Regions from separate parts of the Mus musculus genome. Here region 1 is linked to region 2. The links are chromatin loops, found by intact Hi-C in ENCODE. Cell type or tissue: heart. All regions are shown on one strand. Each heading gives the region's core, and the rest is flanking DNA. Links, peaks and the distances in the headings are about the cores only. Region 1 overlaps Ccdc25 (coiled-coil domain containing 25). Region 2 holds the start of Scara5 (scavenger receptor class A, member 5).

Region 1 (10,297 bases), core at 2,288-7,287, 180 kb after region 2:
CTCCTGAAGCCGAACACAAATACTACAACTAAGCTACATTTTTGTTTTCACTTCTGAGACAAGATTGCGCTCTGTATAGCGCAGAGGCTTAGAATTCAGTCAGTCTCTTGCCTCACCCTCTGGAGATCGGTGCGGAGCTTACGAATATGAACCACTCTGACTAGTTCAAGTTGACCTTCTTGGTGGTCAAGACAGCACAGAGTTTTGCAACCCTGATCCTCACAGTGAAGGTGAGAGAAGCTGAACCTCAGGAGGAGCTGGAGAGAAGAGTGTCATTCCTCAAGATTGGAAAATACAGGTAGTGTGAGGGTTTAGAAAAGACAGCTTGAAGTCACGCCAGAATCAGCTCCCCAGCGAACAAGCTGCAGTTATGCAACCTCTTCAGACCTCCGAGTTCTTAGACATGAAAGGCTCATGTAGCTACTGCAGAGGGTTGTCTAGATTAAGGAAAAGGACCTGTATGCAGTGTCTTAGAGTTTTATTGGTATGAAGAGACACCATGACCAAGGCAAGTCTTACAAGGACAACATTTTATTGGGTTGGCTTACAGGTTCAGAGGTTCAGTCCATCATCATCAAGGTGAGGAGCAGGGCACATGTAGGCAGGCATGATGGTGGCAGAGCTGAGAGTTCTACATCTTCATCTGAAGGCTGCTAGTGGAATACTGGCTTCCAGGCAGCTAGGACTAGGGTATTAAAGCCCATGCCCACAGTGACATACCTACTCCGAGACCACACCTTCCAACAGTGCCACTCCCTGGGCCAAGCATATTCAAACCTTCATATTCCACTCCCTGACTCCCATAGGCTTGTTCAAACACTTGAGTTTATAGGGGCCATATCTAGCCATAGCATAATTACATTTAGTCCAACCTCCAAAATCCCCATAGTCTGTAGCATTATTAACAATGTCAAAAGTCCAAAGTTCAAAGTCTCTTCTGAGATCCATCCAATCACATAACTGTAATCCCTGAATCAAGATAGGAAACCAACTGGGCAAACTCCAAACTCTGCATCTCCTTGTCTGATGTCAAAGTAGTTTTCAGATCTCCAACTCCTTTCTCATCTCTGTTGACTGCAACAAGCTTCCTTTCCTGGGCTGGTTCCACTCCATTAGCAGCATTCCTCAGGTGATATCCCATGGCTCTGGCATGGCGAAAATATTGGGGTTGCCAAGGCAAATTCAACATTGCAGCCTCTTGTTTCAATGTCTGGGATCCACACGTGATCTTTTGGGCTCCTTCAAATGTCGCTTCTCCAGCTCTGCCCTCTGTAGCACTCTAAGCTCAGGTTGATTCACTCCACTGCTGCTGCTGTTATTGGTGATCATCCCATGGTACTGGCATCTGCAATACACTGGGATCTTCTGCTGCGACTAGGCTTGACCAGTAGCCTCTCATAGGCTCTCTTCATGGTGCCAAGCTTCAAATCCTTTGCATGACTCTTTCAGTCCTGGGCATCAACTGCAACTGAGGCTGCACCTTTACCAGTGGCCTTCCGTGGCCTCTCACAGTGCTAAGCCTCAGCTGCTGTTCATGACCCCTTTCATGCCTTTAAAACCACTACCACTTGGGTGACTCTTACCCATTACCAAGTACAGCTGCAGCACAATGTACAACCTTGGCTCTCTCTGGAACACAGTTTCTTTGTGCTTTCAGAAAACACTTCCCAGAAGATTTCAGCTCAGGATGCTGGTCTCTTAATCACTGCTAATTTCTTAGCTTCAGCTAACCAGCATCAATTGTCCCAGTAGTCCCTTCTGTTTTTCCAGCCAGAGTCACATGGCTGAAGCTGCCATGTTCTACTCCCTGCTGGGGCTGGAACATGCTCCCACCCCACCCCACCCCCTTATTCTGTTACAACTCCCTCACTGCCTAAGTGTGGCTTTCCTGGAACTTGCTCTATAGATTGACCTTGAACTCAGAGATCTTCATGGATCTGTCTCCTGTAATGTTGGGATTAAAGGCTTGTACCACCACGACTGGATTTAAGCTTTTCTTCTAGAACATGCTTTGTCCCAGGCTGGCCTTGCACTGTTTGGTTTTGTCTTCTGGGATTAAAGGTGTGTACCAAGATGCTTGGATCTAAATTTAGCTGGATGGGATCTTGCCCTGAAATCCCTTAATCTGTTATCTCCTAGAACACAGGATTTAGCTCCATTTCACTTCTTTTGCCCCTTTAATACTCGAACCATATATTTTATATTTTTCCTTCTATGCTTGCTATGCTTGTTCAGAACACTCTTCATGAGACTGAACCAGAGATCAAGTCTCTGCTGGGCTTTTTTTTTTTGAGGGTTCCATTGTCAATGCAATTAATATAAATATCTTTACCTTAGACTCAGGTAGACTCTTCAGACAAGGGCAAAAAGCAGCCACATTCTTCATCAAAATACCACAAAAACACTCTCTAGGCCACATACTGAAATTCTTCTCCACTGAACCCTCTTGGGCCAGGTCTGCACAGTTCAAATCCATCTCAGCAACAAAGTGTTTCATATTCTTACTAGGAGAGTCCATTAAGCCTCATTTAAAGCATTCCACTGCTTTCCCCAAGTCCACATTCCTCCAGACAAAAGCATGGTCAGGCCTACCACAGCAATACCCTAGTCCCTGGTAACAACTTCTGTCTTAGGGCTTTACTGCTGTGAACAGACACCATGACCAAAGCAAGTCTTATAAAGGACAACATTTAATTGGGTTAGCTTACAGGTTCAGAGGTTCAGTCCATTATCATCAAGGTGTGAGTAGGGCAGCACCTAGGAAGGCATGGTGCAGGCAACGTTGAGAGTTTTACATCTTCATCTGAAGGCAGCTAGTGGAATACTGGCTTCCACTAGCAGTATTCCTGGCAGCTTGGACTAGAGTATTAAAGCCCACACTCAGTGACATACCTACTTCAGCAAGGCTGTACCTCTCAACAGCACCACTCTCTGGGCCAAGCATACAAACCATCACACAGTGCCCACCCCATAGGAGCACTCTTAGCTGGTGGGTAGAATCCCTGGAACTTCTTAAGCTCCCAGATACCACTCCCCACCTTGCTTCTCTGGGAACATTCCCCGGGGTCCGTCTGAGAGCTAGCTGGTCACACTGTTGTCTGTGTGTAATCTTTTGATATTCCTTATCTGCTTTTCCCATTTCTTTCTAAAACTATCACAATCTAGTTTGGTACAGCTTGACATTGACAACAGTTAGAATTTGATAGTTTATATGCATTAAAAGAGACACACATACCATCTTCAGTAAGAGATTCTTAACAGTAATGATATAAACAAGTCCAAAATGGGTGCTATAAAGCAGAACTGGTAAGATCAAGACTGCCATTATGAAGTGAGAAACAACAAATCACAGCAAGATAGAGTAGCCCACACTTTGAAGCAGTCTTTCATTGTAATGGGTGTATGGCGTTGACTTAGGTGTGACCTAATGGTAAGTCATCCATGTTATACTAATACTTAAGTTTTAGTTTCTCCTTGTAGCCCATGATAACACTGGTCCTGGAGAAAAGGAGGCTGTTTCATGTTCTACACTGAATAGTAAGCCACTGCTACAAGAGCCATAGTTACTTAGAATGGATATGAAAGCAGATGCCAAGGCTGCCAAATGTGGTTTTCTTTCTACTACATCACAGTGGAAGAGCATGAGACCACAGCCACTGGGAAGCACTTAGAGCCAGGCTGCTTCCTGAGTGATGCAGGTTTTGCACACTATAACTGGGCGGGTGTGTGGGGGGGGGGGGGCGGGGGGGAGCTTTACATATTTCTTAAAGGCCGGCGCTGTTCTGGTTCACATGGGTGGACTAGTGGTGCTTCTGACATTTCCGCCTGTCTCTGTTTTCCTTCTGTGGTTGTCTCCTCTTTATGGAGGGAGGCCTCATTCCAGCCTCTGTTAGGAAGATGTAGGTGGCGGTTTTGCTGCATTCTGGCATCCAGACACAAAAAGTAGCATGTACTGACTTTGTTGTGAACCTAAAACTGCTCTGAAATATAAAACCTGTTTTAAAATGTGGACAAAATGCAGTTGTTACCACATTACATACTAGCACATGCTGTAGGAGGGGCGGTTTGAGGCACTGAGTTGAGAAGCCTTCACATTTGTGGTAGAATTTATGCCTAGAGACACACCCCTAGATGCAGAGTCCATTTGTGAGTCTAGACGTCTAGAGCCCTCTGGTGTTTTGTGCCATTGTGTCTGTATATATGGAACACTTGCCCATCAGGAGACTTAGAGTTGAATGGAGTTGTCAGCCCCTCCAAATTAGCCTTATATGAAAGGAAGCTGCATTTTAAAGTCCCCTTTTGGAAATATTCTTGGCTTCACCCATTTATTTCCAGTAGCCAGGCAGTTTCCAAGTAAGCTCCACACTGGATACAACATAAATGGAATTTTTAAGTAGTGTATTTGCCGAACTCTTGGCAGGTCTGTTCTCTTCATAGCCAGCAGGTGGCCTCAGCCATTCATAGCACACTTACCATTAGTTTCACCATTAGTATTTTCTTTTACTTTTTTTGGTGATTTGTTCAGTTTCCCACTTTCCATAGTAAATTTCTAATGTCTAGCAGAAAGCTTCCGGTGTCAGCTAGTGCCAACAGTGTCCTCTCCAAAGGGTTGTGTATAGCTTAGCCCTAAGGCTGTCCTTTCTTAGGTACGTTTAAAGCCATCACATCGGAATCACATGCTTTCCTCGCAGTTGTTAATTGACTTTACCTTTAATGGCTTACCTGCCACGTATAACTTAAAATATCAGATCATACAGTACACACACACAGTCGTTCCCCACCCTCAGAAGCTTGTTCCTCTTCATCCCTCCCAAGGCTTGAGATCCACTCCCTACCTCCCAGAGTAATTCCTTCTCACTCTTTCACATCTGTCTGCTGCTGCTTCATCTCATTCGTGATCTTTCCTTTCCTTTTAGACTTTGTTTGAAATATCCTTAAGTATATCCTCTGTATATCTTTATCTTTTTAAGTATCAATATCTTAAGTATATTGTCTGACTGTAAAAGCTGTATTCTTTCTTTTTTTGTCAAGCTTCCAAGTCCCCACCACTGTTTTCTTCATCAAGGAAGAGAGAGAGAGAGAAAGAGAGAGAAAGAGAGAGAGAGAGAGAGAGAGAGAGAGAGAGAGAGAATGAGAGAGAGAGAGAATATGTTTGTGTGTGTAGAGGGGTGATAGTATTTTTTTCCCCTTACCAACATAAAAATCCTGGTGTATTTCCACTTAGCAACTTTCTTAGTTTCTTTTTTCCTCCTCTTGTATTTTATTGTAGATGAAGATCTGATAAAGTATGGCTGGCCTGAAGATATTTGGTAAGTAGCAAATATCTGTTTCATTTAGATTTCAGACTTGGAGATCTATCTACCTGCTGCCTATAATTTAAACACATTGCCTCCATGCTGTTTTCGTTCATGGGGTTTCTGAGTGAATAGCCGCTGTGCCCTTCAGTGTTCACTCTGACCAAAGAGAAGGGTGCGGGCGGGCTCCTAACTCAGCTTCTTACTACGGTCTTGTCCATGTTCATTCTCCAGTGCTTATTCTCTGTCCTGGAACCCAGTCTTACCACTTCAGTGGCTATCATGCTTCCTGGCTAAGTTCTCAGTGTATTTGGGGATGATGGCAATAATGTACATGTTTCAAGTACTTAACTGCCAAGTGTCAATACATTTAATCTCACAACAGCCTCTGCAGTGTTGCTACCATGTCCACCTTTCAGATGAGGAACAGAATAGGTCTGCTCTGGTTATTATTGGCCCAGCCCAGGCTCTCACAGGCCCAGCTCAGCTTCTAAATGTTGAGGTTGATTTTCCCTCACCTTAGGGCACCATTCTTCCCTGTTCAGTTCCCTGCTCCCCGCTCCCCCCTCCCTGCCCCAGGCCCATTGCTGTAACTGTCTACAGACCTTTTCTCCAGCTGTGAGCTCCCCAGCCCACTGATTTCCTTACAGTACTGTGAGGTTGGACGGCCACTTTTCAGAAGAGCTGGTTCCGTTTTCAGTAAGGTGGATGGCCTTGAGTAGGCTACTATCTCGGACTTTTATCTACTTGGTTATAAAGGGCTCTAGTTCATGGCTCCAATGGGCATGTTCTCCTGTCATTCTGATGTCCGAGTTGAAAACCAGTAGGCTTCCAAATGCTGACACCATTGCATACACTAGCAAGATTTTGTTGAAAGGACCCAGATATAGCTGTCTCTTATGAGACTATGCCGGGGCCTAGCAAACACAGAAGTGGATGCTCACAGTCAGCTATTGGATGGATCACAGGGCCCCCAATGGAGGAGCTAGAGAAAGTACCCAAGGAGCTAAAGGGATCTGCAACCCTATAGGTAGAACAACATTATGAACTAACCAGTACCCCGGAGCTCTTGACTCTAGCTGCATATGTATCAAAAGATGGCCTAGTTGGCCATCACTGGAAAGAGAGGCCCATTGGACATGGATACTTTATATGCCCCAGTACAGGGGAATGCCAGGGCCAAAAAGTGGGAGTGGGTGGGTAGGGGAGTGGGTGGGAGGGTATGGGGGACTTTTGGGATAGCATTGGAAATGTAAATGAGGAAAATGCCTAATAAAAAGTATTAAAAAAAAAAAAAAAGAAAACCAGTAGGTGGCAGAAACATGAGGAATTTGAAAGGCACAGTTCCTACCGGCACAGTTCCTAGCTTCTGCACTCAAGTGTACCATCAAGTTAGACTCTGCTTAGGTAGGGCCCCTTCACTCATGTAGGCAGATTGTACTGCTGGGAATTTCTGGCCTTCCTTCAGAAGGCCCTACAACCTCCATAGGACAGTGATTTACCTGTTCTGTGAACAAGAGGTCGTCAGTGTTGGAACATAACAAAAGTTTATGCTTGACTCACTCACTGCCTTCGTAGAAACACACATGCTGAAGGCTTCCTCACCATGAGCGCTTCCTTGTCTCGCCTTTGAATCCCTGTCATCCCCAGCTAAAGCCTCTTTGATGCCAGTGTCTGTACTTCTTGGTGAGGTCGTTACCTCCTCTCTTTATGTCCCCTTTTACTCTTTTCAAGGTAGAGTTTAACTCTATTCCAGGCTTTCCTGGAACTCACTTTCTTGCCTCTGTTTTCCAAGTGCTAGAGCTACAGCTACTATGTTTATCTGTGTTGTATATTAGCCTACAGATTTGACACCTAGCTGCCTAGTAGGAAAGGTTATATATTCAGATACACCTTGAAAGTCAGTTTACCATACCTTTTAAATATTTTTTTAAGTTAAAGAGGTATAATTTCTAGTTTATTTAGACAGATTTCTAATTTAAAACCCACACTAGTAAATTACAGCTTGAGTTTTTTCAATTTTTTTTTTTTTTTTAAGGTTGAGACTCACCAGGATGATAGCGACCTAGAGTTCCCTTGTGGCACCTTTAGTAGGCTAGGGATGAATGGCCAAAGCTCAGCACAGTTGACTTTTATGTTCAGAAGCTATTTGAGAACTCAGGGAAGCTGGAGTAACCCCAGACCTCAGGGCCCATTCCACTTCATGTGCTGTCAATCCTGACAATCTTGCAGGAGCCAAGAGTGACTCCGAGCTCATCTGCAGTGCAGAGTTCTAACCTGGGATTCTCTGATGCTGGTTTGGAGAATTTACCTGTTTCAGCATCTTGAGTCTATCCTGGTAAATCTGAGGTTCCTTTAAGCAAGAACTTTCTAAGGATTAAGTGAGATTAGAAGCAAATTAGTTTTTAAGTGAGGAAAAGAGAAAAGGTGTGTCCTTGTGGTCCCCAGACTGCCTAATGAGAAGTAGTTTCATGGACCCCACTTTAAGAAATTGAACCATTCCCTGGGCCTCTGCATCCTCCGGTAATTGTTGCTTTTATTGAAAACTTTAATCTCTGAATTAGTGAGGGATATCAAGGACATAACAAGGACACGAGGCTAGCGTGGGCATACTTTAAACTCTGAGTGAGTGTTTTTATTGAAACTGGAAAGACTTTTTATAGGAAGTAGTTTGTGCTGAATTGTTCCAGGAGTGGGTATCTCAAACCCTGCACTTCTGTCTGTCCCTTTACCCTTTGTAATCATACACTGTATATGTAAGCCTGAAGATCTCATACGAGCTGTGAAAAGACACCATGATCACAGCAACTCTTAGTAAGAGAAAGCATTTAGTTGGGGCCTTGCTTATAGTTTCAGAGGCTTACTCCATTGTCACCACAGCAGAGCATATGGTGGCACACATGGAACTGGAGCAGTAGCTGAGAGCTATGCCTGATCTGCAGGCAGCTGCCAGAGGGAGAGAGACTGGGCCTCAAAGCTCACTCTTCCTGAGACACACTTAAGCCAACAAGACCACACCTCCTAATCCTTTCAAAGAGTTCTGCTTCCTGGTGACTAAGCATTCAAATATGAGCCTCTGAGGGCCATTCTCATTCAAACCACCACTCTGGCCCTGTTACTCCTATGTGTGCTTTGATTACTTAGGTATGAACTCATTAGTGTATATTATTTTGGTATTTCTATTGGCAGCAGTCCATTTAGAAGACCTTGAGGAAGAAAACAGAATCTAATAGAGCTACTCTTGCTGTTATTAATTAAGAGCTGTCACTAAACAAGCAGGAGCCAGAATGGCAGGTGCACCTTTTCAGTTGAGGTCAGTTCATAGCATGATATTTTTCTTAAGATCCTGAAAGGAGAATGAAATGTATAAAATTTCTAGATTCTGGACAGAAAAATGCCCAACTAAGGGTGACAATTACTATGAATTTTGCATGGGAATGCAAATGAGTAAATGAACAGCTTGGAAAAACACAACTGGCTATCAGTAATGACTAAGAATAAGGCAACATAAATCATTTGCCCAAAGTCTGAGTATTGTTTTATATCCAGAACAAATAACAAGGTATTTAGCTTCTTTGTGGGCATAATCTTAACCTTCATACTGAATCATACTTGTTATATTGTGTACCGAGTGTGTGATCCTTTTAACAGTAAAATAGAAGTTGATAACAAGAAAATGCCTTGGGAAGTCAGTAATGGGATGCAATGATGCTTCCTGCCTTAGGTTTTTGTTTGGTTTTGAGCTAGGGTTTCTCTAAGTAGTCCAGGCTGACCCTGCACTCATGGTATTCCTGCCTGCTGGAACTACAGACCTTTGCTACTCTGCACCGTCTCTACAGGCTTCCCCAAACCTTGTTAGGAACAGTACCCACTAAAGTTAACAGGGTCGCAGTGTCTGTCAGTTGTGCATAGCCTTGGTCATTGTTGATGCTTAAATTCTAGACCCATCTCTGTGCTGCAAAGTGAATCAGCTTTATTTAGCTAATTATATGAATGAAAAATGTCACATCAGTTTTAAAAGATTGCATTAAATTGATGTACGATAAGAACCCCATCTTAGTTAGGGTTATAATTGCTGCAATAAAACTCTATGACCAAAAGCAGCTTGGGGAAGAGTTTCTTTCAGTTACAGTTCAGTATAACATTCACCATCAAAAGCAGTGAGGACAGGAACCTGGAGGCAGGAGCTGATGCAGAGGACATGGAGGAGTGCGCTTACTGGCTTCCTCAGCCTGCTTTCTTATAGAACCCAAGACTACCAGCCCAGAGGTGGCCAAACCCACAATGAGCTGGGCCCTCCCACATCAATCACTAGTTAAGAAAATGCCCTACAGGCTTACTGCCTACAGTGCCATCTTTTGGAGGCATTTTCTCAATTGAACTTCTGATGACCATAGCTTGTGTCAAATTGACATAAAACTAATCAGTACAAACTCTAAAGAAAAGTGAATTTAAGAATTTAATTAAAGCATTAGGAGGCAGAGGCAGGAGGTTCTCTGTGGATTCAAAGTTAGTTCAGTCTACATAGCAAGAACCAGGACTTTGTAATGAGGCCCTACTTCAAGGGAAAAGGGGGTGGGGTGTGCTGTGGGGCATTCCAAATGATTTCCAGACAGTTTCAGTACCATAGAGACTATGTTCATCCAGGGATGTGTGTTGATATCATCATCAGTGTGTGTGTGGCAGGGTGTGAGGTTGGAAGAATTCTTAGTCTGCTTCATCTGGTTCATTTAATGATGTAGCCTGTTTAGTGAGCTAACTTTTCTGATTCTGCACTCGATACTTGGTCTTGATTGTTCTGCCATCACTTGAAACCTGGAGGTATCAGAAACCATGTTGTCCTCTTCTCCAGACTGCAGTCCTGCAAAGCTCCCAGGTGGGCAACACAGTGGGCTTTCACTGACGTCTTCCATCCTTTCTCATCTGAAATTCTCGCCCTGTTTTCCTTCTTGGCCTGTGCTTTGGTCGGGTCAGCCAAATCTCAGCTCTTCCACAAAGCCTTT
Region 2 (10,297 bases), core at 2,713-7,712:
AGCATGAGAACACAAGCCACTACACACAACAGAGGTAATAAACAAGTGAAATGCCAGAGATTTCACTGGAAGGAGAGATAAACAGGGGCCAGAGAGACAGTTCAGCTGTTAAGAGCACTGGCTTCCCTCTCAGAGAACCTGGGTTCAGTTCCTATGGTGGCTCACAACCGTCTGTAATTCCAGTTCCAATGGCTCTTCTGGTCTCTGTGGGTTCCTGCATGCATGTGAAAGACCCGCAAAGTGAGGACTCCCTCCACTCAGGAGAGGCGACACCCCAAATCACTCATAAGAAATGGCCTTGATGCAAACCGCAAGAGGACTTTTTATTCCAGGAACCACGAGTGCAGAATTGGGACAGCTTTTATGGAGTTAAAACAAAGCCCGTGCTTCGAAAACCAATCATGTCATAGCATCAAGAGCCTGCAGTGTGGGCCAATCGATTTGTACCACTCCATAGTTTCTAGGCCAATCATTTTAAATCATCAAGCCCGCACTCGGGGGCGCGGGGCGGGGGGAGGGTGCAATCAGTTTTCTATAGCCTCGGTGGTCCACATTTGCGCGGGTTCCTGGCGGGGTGGAAATCGCAGTTTCAGTGTGTAATCTTTCCTTCTATGGTGCAAGCGGTTTACAGAAGCTAGATAATTGGTTAGTCAACTCATTTCCTGTTATCTTACTAGGCCAGGATCACGTATTCACAGAAAGCAGGCCCTGGAGCAGGGAGAAGTGTGACCTTTTACCTATACTCTGGCAGGGAACAGGGTCTGGAATTTGTGGTATTTTGGGCTTCTTAAGAGGCTGGAGTTGGGGTTGTATTTTCTATCCTTTCACATGGGTACACATATATGCATTCTGGACACACCCAGACACATGAAAAATTAAAATCAAATTGTGGGTCCACGTACATAATGTTACACTACTCAGCAAGAAGAGGGGGAAAAAAGCAACAGAGAAATGTTATCCTGAGACAAGTCAAACGAACCAGAAACAAAAGAGGGGAGGGGGCAAATGTCCTGATCCATAGCCACTGGCTTTAAGATGAAACACAGACTCCTCCAGCAATCTTACAGTTTGACAGTCCTATGCCCGACTGTGGGCCTCATGCAGAAAACTAACCCCTGTCTAAATCAGTGTCTTACACACAGATCATGCCAGAGGGGCTTGACCAGTTTCTTGTCATTTCTCTGCTGCTGTGATCAAACCCCATGGCCAAGGCAGCTTATGGAAGTTAGAGTCTGTTTGGCTTACAGTTCCCCAGGGTCAGAGTCCATAATGGTGGGGATGTTATGACACTGGAGCAGAAGCTGAGGGCTCACATCTTGAATCCAAAGCAGGAAGGAGGGAGGGAGGCAGGAAAGGCGGAGACGATGGAAGGAGAGAGGGAGAGAGGGAGAGAGATGTATTTCCTCTAGCAAGGACACACCTAAACCCACCCAAACAGTGCCACCAACTGGGGATCAAGTATTCAAATGCCAGTGACAACGAGGGACATTTCTCATTCAAACCACCACACTTGGGCTGGGCTTAGATTTCACCTCCCTCCTCCTTGTCCACATCTGTCTTCTTTCCCTACTTCTTAAGGCAGTCAGTGTAGGTCTGTGAATAAAAAGAGATAGTGTTCATTTTAGGCACGGTTGGTATTACAGTCTAAATCTGAAATTCCCATTGCAGGCTTCGTGGTTTGAATGCTTGGTCCTTAGCCACTGGTGCTATTTTGGGGTGCTGTGGAGTCTTTAGAAGGTGGAGTGACCAAACCAGACCAGTCAGTCAACAGGTTCTCCAGGGCAGGAGTGAGGATTAAAAAGAAAAAAGACAATTAGACAACATTGCAGCATGGCCCCGGCCAGTTCTCAGGCTGAGGCAGGTTTATTTTTTCCCCAATCTGCTTTTATACCATTTTAATTACATGCAAGCCATAAGGTCAAGCAGAACCATAAACTCAAATAGTCAAGGAACAAGCAAGACAATAAACAAAGTCCCTTGATCACTGTTTCTAAGGGCTTATCAGGAGGACCAAGATATCTGAGCCTACTTCCCTGTCCTAGCCCAAGATCAGATTCTTGCCTGAAGCCTACTTCCCTGTTCTAGCCTAAAATTAGATTCCTGCCTGAGCTTACTTCCTTGTCATGGCCCAAAGTCAGATTCCTGCCTGAAGCCCATTTTCTTGTCCTTGGCCAATGTCAGATTCCTGCCAAGCAGCCCCCAAAGCTCTCCACAGTGGAGTCTGACTGGTGGAAGTTATGCCCCAGCCTCTGCTTCCTGCCTTGGTACTGCTTCCTGTCTGCCATGTTGTGAACAGCCTCCACCACCCCCTCTTGCACCCACCACACCTTCTCTGCCAGCTTGGTCTGAAGTCATGAGGCAAGGAAGCCTTTCCTCCCTGGTTGTTGTCAGGTATTATGGTGCCAGGAGCCACAGAGGTGAAGAATACAGAGGACACCCCTGGTCTTAGCGGCTGTCTTCATTTGTGATATAAAACAGAACGCCTGTGAACAGAAATCTAGAGCAGGCAGGGATTCATTTCTTCTCCATTTGAGACCTGAAAGTCCAAGATAAAAATGCCAGCTTCCATCGTGTTCTGACAGTGTGATCACTTGGCAGGAGGCACGAGAGAGTCTGGCCATGAAGGTCGAGTCTTGCCATGGTAACAGACAGACAAGAAGAAGCTATTTCTGTAAATCCTTCTTACTGTGTGGTTGGCTCCTGCCATTCCCAATAGGCCCCGCCTCCCTGCACTGCTGCCCTGGAGATTCAGTTTCTGGGATGTGAGCTTCAACCACAGAACTGACACATTCTATTTCTTGCTGATGCATATGTGTGTGTAATGACGGTCTGCAAGTGTCACATTCTGAGCACACACCTCGCTAGATGGGAGATTCCATTCCCAGGGATGTTGGTGACTTGTTGAGTGACAAAAGCATTATTTTTGTAAGGAGTAATAAAGGGGGTGGTTACAGGCCTAGACTCAAGGCAACGCCTAGGGCTGAACTGCAGCTCTGCTGTTCACAGGCTGGAGGGATCCAAGATGGATCACTTGATCTCTGTGTAAATGGTTTCAGGAGCTACACCTACTTCACATGACTGTTAAGATGTGCACAACGTCCCTCCCTGAATTAACAGTATCCAAATCTGCAGAGCGAAGCTGACTATAGATCAAAACTATTTTTTTAAGTAATCGGGGTTTGTACTGAATAATAAAATGTATCCTTACCCTAGTTCTCAAAATTCTACAGTATGATAGCTGTTCACAATAACATTTACATTGTGTTGGGTAGACTACATAACCTGGAGATGGTTTAGAGTAGACTGGACGCTGTGCAGGGCCATAAAGATGCAAACACCTTGATGTTTTATGCTGAGCATCTAAATGCCTGAGGTTTTGGCGTCCATGAAAGGGTCCTGAAACCAACCTCAGGAGGATATCAAGAAACAAGTATATAGGTATTCGAAAAATATTTGAAGTAGTGCATGCATTATCTGCATGTATAGTAAATAATATCATAAAGTGCCCCTTTCTTCTCTTCCTCCTTCTCTTCCTCTTACTCCTCCTTATACAAGACTGCTTTTTTCTTCCTGTAAAGCAGTGTCCTGCAGAAGCTGCCTCTGGGCACAGTTAGGAGGGTGGTCCCTGAAGATGACTAAAGCTCTTCTAAGTAGTCAGCTGAGGGTTGGCAGCTGTACTGTGGGGTGGGCAGAGTTGAGTTTGGCAGACTCTCCTGTTAGAAATCTGACCTTGAAACCCTGTTCTTGTGTTTAGCCAACAAACAGGAACTTATTTATGAATGCTAGCTTCTGCACACTTCGGTCCAGACCCATCATCTGATCTATCTAGTTGTGGCTCACACTGGGTTCTTGGGGGAGGGAGGGAGGGAGGGTATGTCTCTCTGATAGTCTTTCTCTTCCCACTGTTCTCATCTGAATTCATTGCTTCTTTAACACCTGCTTGAATCTCTTTTTAATCCTTCCAATTTGTGTTTAATTTTATTGTGTGTATCTGTATGTGTGTACATGTGTACAAGTGTATGGGGGGAGGGGACTGAAGTCAAATTCTGATGTCGTTCTATATTGAGGGTTTTTAATACAGAGTTCCCTTGCTGGTCTGGAACTCACCAAACAAGCTAGCTTTCCAGCCAGTGAGCCCAGCAATCGTCCTGTCCACAGCTCCCCAGCACTGGAGTCACAGTGTGTGCCACCACGCCATCTTTTTTTATGTGGGGGCTGGGGATCGAGCTCGGGTCCTGCTTGAGAGGTCAGGGTCCTGTGGATTCCACTATCGCCCACCCTAGTGTATCTCCTTTTTAAAAAAAAAAAAAACAAGGTAATTGTTTGTGTTGAGGTTTCCAGTCCTTTGAGGTCCAGTCAGACTTCCAACCAGAGGGCTTCTCCCAGGCCCGTTCTCTCGTGCCTCATGCAGTCTTTGTGCTCCACAGACACTGGCATTGTTACTGAATTGTGTTGATCTTGACTTCGGAAGTTCTTTCAGAGCCCACCACCCCCACCCCAGACTTTATTCTAAATAGCACCAGTGTGTGAATTGTCCAAGTCCTTTGGGAGTGGATGTAACTTCAGGAAATGCCAAATTTGCTGAATGAATTGAGAAACGCCAGTTCCGTGCTACAATAAATTTTACAAGACTTGCTTCCTTGGGTGTGTCACAAACCAGGTCTAGCCGCCATTTTCTCAGAAGCTGTCCAAAAAGTATTTTGAGCAAGGCCTTTAACACAATCACTGAGTCCCAAAGCCAAGGGCTGGAATGCTGTGCAGAGAGTTGTAAGTCTGAGGATGGCCACAAGGGGGCAGGCGTAGTCCAAACTCCCTCTAGAAGTTGCTTTTAGAACTTTTTTTTTTTTTTAAATAAAGACTGGAGGTTGGAGCACCTCCCACCCAGTCAGTACCTAGCAGAGCTGTGGGTGACTCCACAGAATATCTCCGGATCGCTTTCTGAGGCTGACCGACGCTGCACCAAGACAAGGAGTCCCACGTGCAGACCTGTTATTCAGCCACTTTGTTGAACGGATCCTCCCATAGAAGTGACTCTGTGGCCCTGGCCTAAATCACTAGGTGACCCTGAAGACTCTTTCTATATGACTCCATCTGGATTTGGCTGGCTGTGGGTACAAGCTTCAAGGGACTTTCTGGGTCTTCGTGGGGCAGCAGTCAGCTCTCTGGCTACCATGGCAATCGCTGGGAACTGAAGGGACAGGGCCCAGCCTCAGCACGGGGCATACAGGTGAGTTTTGACATTTTGACCTAGAAGCTTGGGGTAATGGTGTCCCAAGGGCAGATGGAGGAAGCGGTGTGCTGGTGAAGCTGAGAGTTGGGAAGTCCTGCTGACAGAGGACCTGGAGTTGCAGGCCTCCAGGTGGGAGGGTACGAGGGATCTGAGCCTGTAGACACACAGGGGCCCCAGGACTCAGTTACTAGAGCTGTAGTGTGTGAGCCCGCATCCAGATGCCAGAGGGATGCTATGGCTTCAGTGGCATCTCTGGCTGTCTTATGTCACAGCTCCAGAGCCTATTCAGGGAGTAAATGCATGTGCACAGTATGCAGTGCGCATGGGCGCATGTGTGGGTGCATGCATGGGTGCATGTGCATGCATTGTGCGTGGGCATGTGTATGTGTGTAAACACACCAGGGTGGGACAAATGAAGCAGGAGGTTATTAGTGAAGCATCTGGGCCTCTCTAACTGTGAGTTGGGACCCGGTGAACTGATGAATCCAGTTAGAAAAATAACAGGTTTAAGACCTATCTAGTAACTTTTTCTTGGGGGCCAAATTTGCAGTGACTTTATTTGGTTTAAATGAGTTTTAGAACCCAGGCAGTCCAAAGAGAAGCTGTAAGCCCTGCCAAGTGAGAGACCAGAGTCCACGGAAAAAGATTCAGAGTCGCAAGTGAGGCCCCTGATCTAGCTCCCTGCCTCAGCAGGAGTTTAGCCCTTTTGGTGCTCCCAGAGAAACTTCCAGAACCAGGGTTCAAACCTCAGTCTTAAGCCACTTTTGAGGTTGCTTTTTTGTGAAGGGAACCCCCACACAACTTCATTTCTGGGACTTTTTGAGCAATGGGGAGTCCTCAGGACTCTGAGATCCCCATCTGCTGAGGAAGAAAGAATTTTACAGTCTTTGACTGTCCCCTGTCTTGCATGGCTTTGAAAGGTCCTCGCTCCTGTATCAGCTCACATGATGCTCACTGTGTCCTCTTCGCTTCCCCCTTCCCAGGGAGGTGTTCCGCAGAGTGGACTTCACATCACAGGTCAGCAAAGTAGAACACCTTCCCAAACTGAGAGATAATAAAAGGAGCCCTTGTGCCGTGAGCTCCCTCCCTCCGGCACCTGTGCAGAGGGTTCGAGGGTGTCCCAGGGCAGCTGTCAGATGACTCTGGAAGCAATGCTCATCCCCTATTCTCACCCTTTGTGGGGAATGACTCATAACAACCCCTGGGTGGCTTCCTTCTGATTAGCAAAGCTGAAGTCCAGGCTCCTTGAGCACCAGGGGACCTGGGGTTCCACCCATGTGACCCAGGTTTCCCTTCAAGCCTTCTCCTCTGCTCATGCCCTTACAGATGTGCACTAGCTGCCCCTCTGGTGTGCCTAGTGCAGCTCCTGTTACAGCGGCCCTGAAGGTGGCCACTGAAAGTAACAGACATACATATATACCTTTGATACAGCAGCCCATGATGGAGTCAGTGCTGTGTGTGGAGACCCCTGAACCATCCATCTAATTACTGCCTCGTTGACTCTTTATTTCCAGTATTATCATTCTTGCCTCTTTGGTCTTGGTTAGGTTATCTTTAAACCAGAAATGCCAAAATGATTGATCTGCCTTCCTGCCTTGCTCATAGTGCTCCCAGGAAGTGCTCCCAGGAAGTGCTCCCAGGAGGTTTTGGGGTGTTGGGGGGCAATCAGTCTGAGGCCCAAGGGGCGTCTCCAATGCACCAGCAGCTTCCGTGATCACCACTACTCTAGAAGATCAGCTGTGACGTGCCTGAGAGCACAAACTGAGTCTATAGATGGTAGAAGAGGATCTCAGAGTTCAGAACCTGCTCTGGACTCTGAGAGGAGAAAACAGAACCCCACATAAAACTAGGGCAGGCAGAACGTGCTTACATTTTGTTTCCACGTAGTAAAGAATTGACCATTTCCAAAGTCATCCCTCTCACATCTGGACCTGCTCCGTCCCGGCCCCTTCCTCTAGGCCATTGCTCAGTCCATCCAGGCAGTGGGGAGAATGGCTAGGAGGAGTTGCTGGTGGACACATTCTAGGTCCCAGGGGTCTGGAGTTGATCAGGAGGGAAGGAAGGTGGCATGAAAGAGGTTCTGGGGACCTCTGGCTACAGCCCCAGTTGCCTTTGGCAGAGCAACAGTTATCACAGGCTGCAGAGACAGTGGCCTCCAGCTTTGTAGCTTCTTAAGACTGAGGCCAGAGGGGAAGGACCACACACATCCTGAGACCAGGGAGGATCCCCTATATGTGAGTAGAGCTGGAGCCATCCTGTGCCCCACCTAGAGGTCCTTGCTGGGCGGAGGGCTTGGATGGAGACCAGTTAGGAGATTAGCAGATTGGACACCATGGGGGAAGGCACAGAATGGCTAAGCAGAAGCTGTTAGAAGGTGTTAGCATGTGAGAAGTTCTGATAGACCCAAGGACCATCTCCCTCCCCTGTCTCTCTCATAGACTGGAAGAAAGACCAGTGTGTGTGTGTGTGTATCCAAGTGAATGAGCCAGAGCAGGGGAATGTGACACCCCCCTACTTGGAGTGATAGACCAGAAGACCCCATCGATCCTGGGTCGTTGCTTGGGCAGTTAAACAGCCACTGGTCAATTTTAGCCTCTTCTCCTCCCCAAAGGTCAAGTCTCCATTCTTGAAGCTTCTCTGGTAGCCCAAGCTCAAGTTGTAAAGAGAGAGCAGATGGTTTTGCTTTGCCCTTTCCCCTCCTTCTTTGTCCCCACGCCCTACCTCTAAAGAGGGAAGGATGACTCCTAAGACCCATCACAGTCTCCCAGTCTCCCCACTGGCACCTTCCAGGCACCGTACGTCTCACCCAGGGCTGTGGGTCCTGCTTATTTCTCAGGATCTCAGTGTATCTGGTCCATGCTGGGTTTGTGCCCATCTTCCTAAGGGTTTTGTTTTTTCCAAAACTCACATTGAAGATAAATAAACACCTCTCCCATCTGACTTATTTTCTCTCCTCTTTCCCCCCTTTGCCTTCCTTCCCCTCCACTCCTTCCCTCTCCTTCCTCCCTTCTTTATTTTGGTTAAATAACCAGACAGCTAAAGAACATCAGGAAAACAAGTTGACGCACACTGACAGCCAGTTAGAGTTGTTGCTGAGGGTAATGTGTAAAATTACAGGCCATGTATGTGAAGAAAAAGCCAAAGGATTTTGTATAAACAAACGCTTTGCGATTCGGTTTTTATAAAAAGGATTTTTCTCATTACACAAAGAATGCAAATCCATCTTAGAGAACTCAGAAAATCCCTTCCAGCCCTGGTCTCATAAAGCCCTTCTCCCCCAGAGCCACCCGCACAGGCTCTGAGGATGGCCTTCCAGTCACACAATTATGCACAGCAGAATGAGACAGTGTGGGCCACACTGTGATGCAAACAGCATGGCTGGGTCACTTCAAGTGAGAGTTTCCCAAGACAGGAGCTCAAGACGCCGCCCCAGCCTTGGGGGCATCATGTAGGCAGAAGCCCCCTGGCCAACAGTTGCTCAGTAAGACTTATGGAGACTACTCACCCCCTAGACTCCTCAGGAGATGAATTCCTGCCACAGCCTGCTGTGGGGTTAGGGACCATCTGACGGCCTCAGCTGACCCTAACCCATGTCAATGCATCTGTGCTTTCAGATTCCTTCTTGCAATTATCCCACCCTCCCCGGTCACTGAGGCTTACACAGTGGTTCCCAACCTTCCTAATGCTGTGACCCCACCTCCAGGCTGGGGTCCCATGGGTGGGCACCTGTTTCTACATTTGTTTGTCACATAGTTGACTCTGTGTCTCCTTTGTCCCCTATGCTGCCTGGTGTCTCTACTGCTTCAGGATACGATGGACAACAAAGCCATGTACCTGCACACCGTGAGTGACCGTGACAACGGCTCCATCTTTGAAGAACCCTTTGATGGCAGGAGCCTGTCCAAGCTGAACCTGTGTGAGGATGGTGAGTGCTTCTATCTGTCTTGGGTGTTGAAGTTCTTTCTGGGGTGTTGAAGATCCTTAATTTCCACTGTGCTTTGGATACCCCAGTGCCTGCTGCCTTCCCCATTTAGTTCTACAGATATTGAATGTCATAACTCCAAAAATCTCTTTTGTGACTTTTCTCACTCATTCATATCAATAAACCTGTATCATTAGCAAAATGAGAACCCATTTTGTAGATGGGCTGGCTGAGACAGAGGACGTCAAATATTCCATAACTCACCAGTCCCTCAGAGAGGCTCCAGCACAGAATTGCCAGCACTTGTCCCCTGTGCACCAGCAAGCAGGCATTTAGTACATATCTGTTCTGTTATTGGGCAGGTATTTAATAAGAGCTTGCTTCACTCACAAACCCACTCTTCACTGGGCTTATGTAGAAGAGAACACCGCCCTACTTCTGAGAGGAAAGGAATGGGACCTACAGGGTTGTTTTGAAGGGACATCAGGCTGGGCACCTAGAAGCAGTTCCTTGTCCATGGTGTCGTGTGCAGCCTGATTCTTTGCTTTGTGACACTGTCCACAGCCTTTCTCAGCGGCCTTGGCTCTGCCTTTTTCACACAGGGGCAGGTATAGGAAAGCAAGAGGTGTCTGGGAGAAGAAGGAGGGGACAATCCCTACAGGAGGGGCAGATAAGGAGATCTGAGCTTTGAAGTAGGGTTCCTTGACCCACCCTTGGGAACTCTCAGCGTTTAGCTCTTCCTCTGAGTTCTAGTCTACATGTTGGGTATCAGGGATGCTCTGGAGAGAGACTGGGACAGCGCCTGCCCTCAAAGGGCTCATGATGGCTAATAGGAGGAGCAGGCTTGAGAGCAGTCCCCTTGGTGTGGACGTTGAGGTAAAGCAGGGAAGAGCTTAAGAATGGCCGTAAGATGTTTGGCTCACCATTTGAGGGCGCAGAGCATAAGAACAGACAAGGCGTGGTGGCAGGGGCCACAATGCACCCCCAGTCAAGAAGCAGAGATGATGGAGGGGGTTGCTAAGCTCCCTTTCCCCATTTTATTTACTTGGGGACCCCTGCCCATGGTATAATGCTGGTGGGACTCCCCCTTCAGTTAAACTTCTCTGAACATCCTCCCAGACACACAGATAGATGTGTCTCCAAGG

What was found. Hi-C counts contacts between places; a loop is a spot of excess contacts. Peaks named below come from ENCODE experiments on the same cell type or tissue, not always from the same donor. Only the 100,000 strongest peaks of a DNase experiment are listed, where the experiment ranks them.
Region 1: it touches region 2 in a loop (3-fold over the local background); 1 of 42 quality-filtered maps calls a loop at or near these places.

The regions. Positions count from the first base shown.
Region 1 is chr14:65,841,027-65,851,323 of GRCm38, forward strand. It overlaps Ccdc25 (coiled-coil domain containing 25), which reads left to right. Exons shown (of 9, transcript NM_145944.5): 3 at 5,270-5,309. Among named protein-coding and RNA genes, the nearest start is that of Ccdc25, 8.9 kb to the left of the region's middle. In heart, for the core only: a CTCF peak has its summit at 4,440 (motif pointing right); no DNase peak of the experiment used is centred there.
Region 2 is chr14:65,661,520-65,671,816 of GRCm38, forward strand. Scara5 (scavenger receptor class A, member 5) reads left to right here and starts at 4,884. Exons shown (of 9, transcript NM_028903.2): 1 at 4,884-5,227; 2 at 9,038-9,155. The coding sequence starts at 9,044. In heart, for the core only: a CTCF peak has its summit at 4,779 (motif pointing right); a DNase peak (open chromatin) is centred at 5,272; H3K27ac peaks cover 281 bases.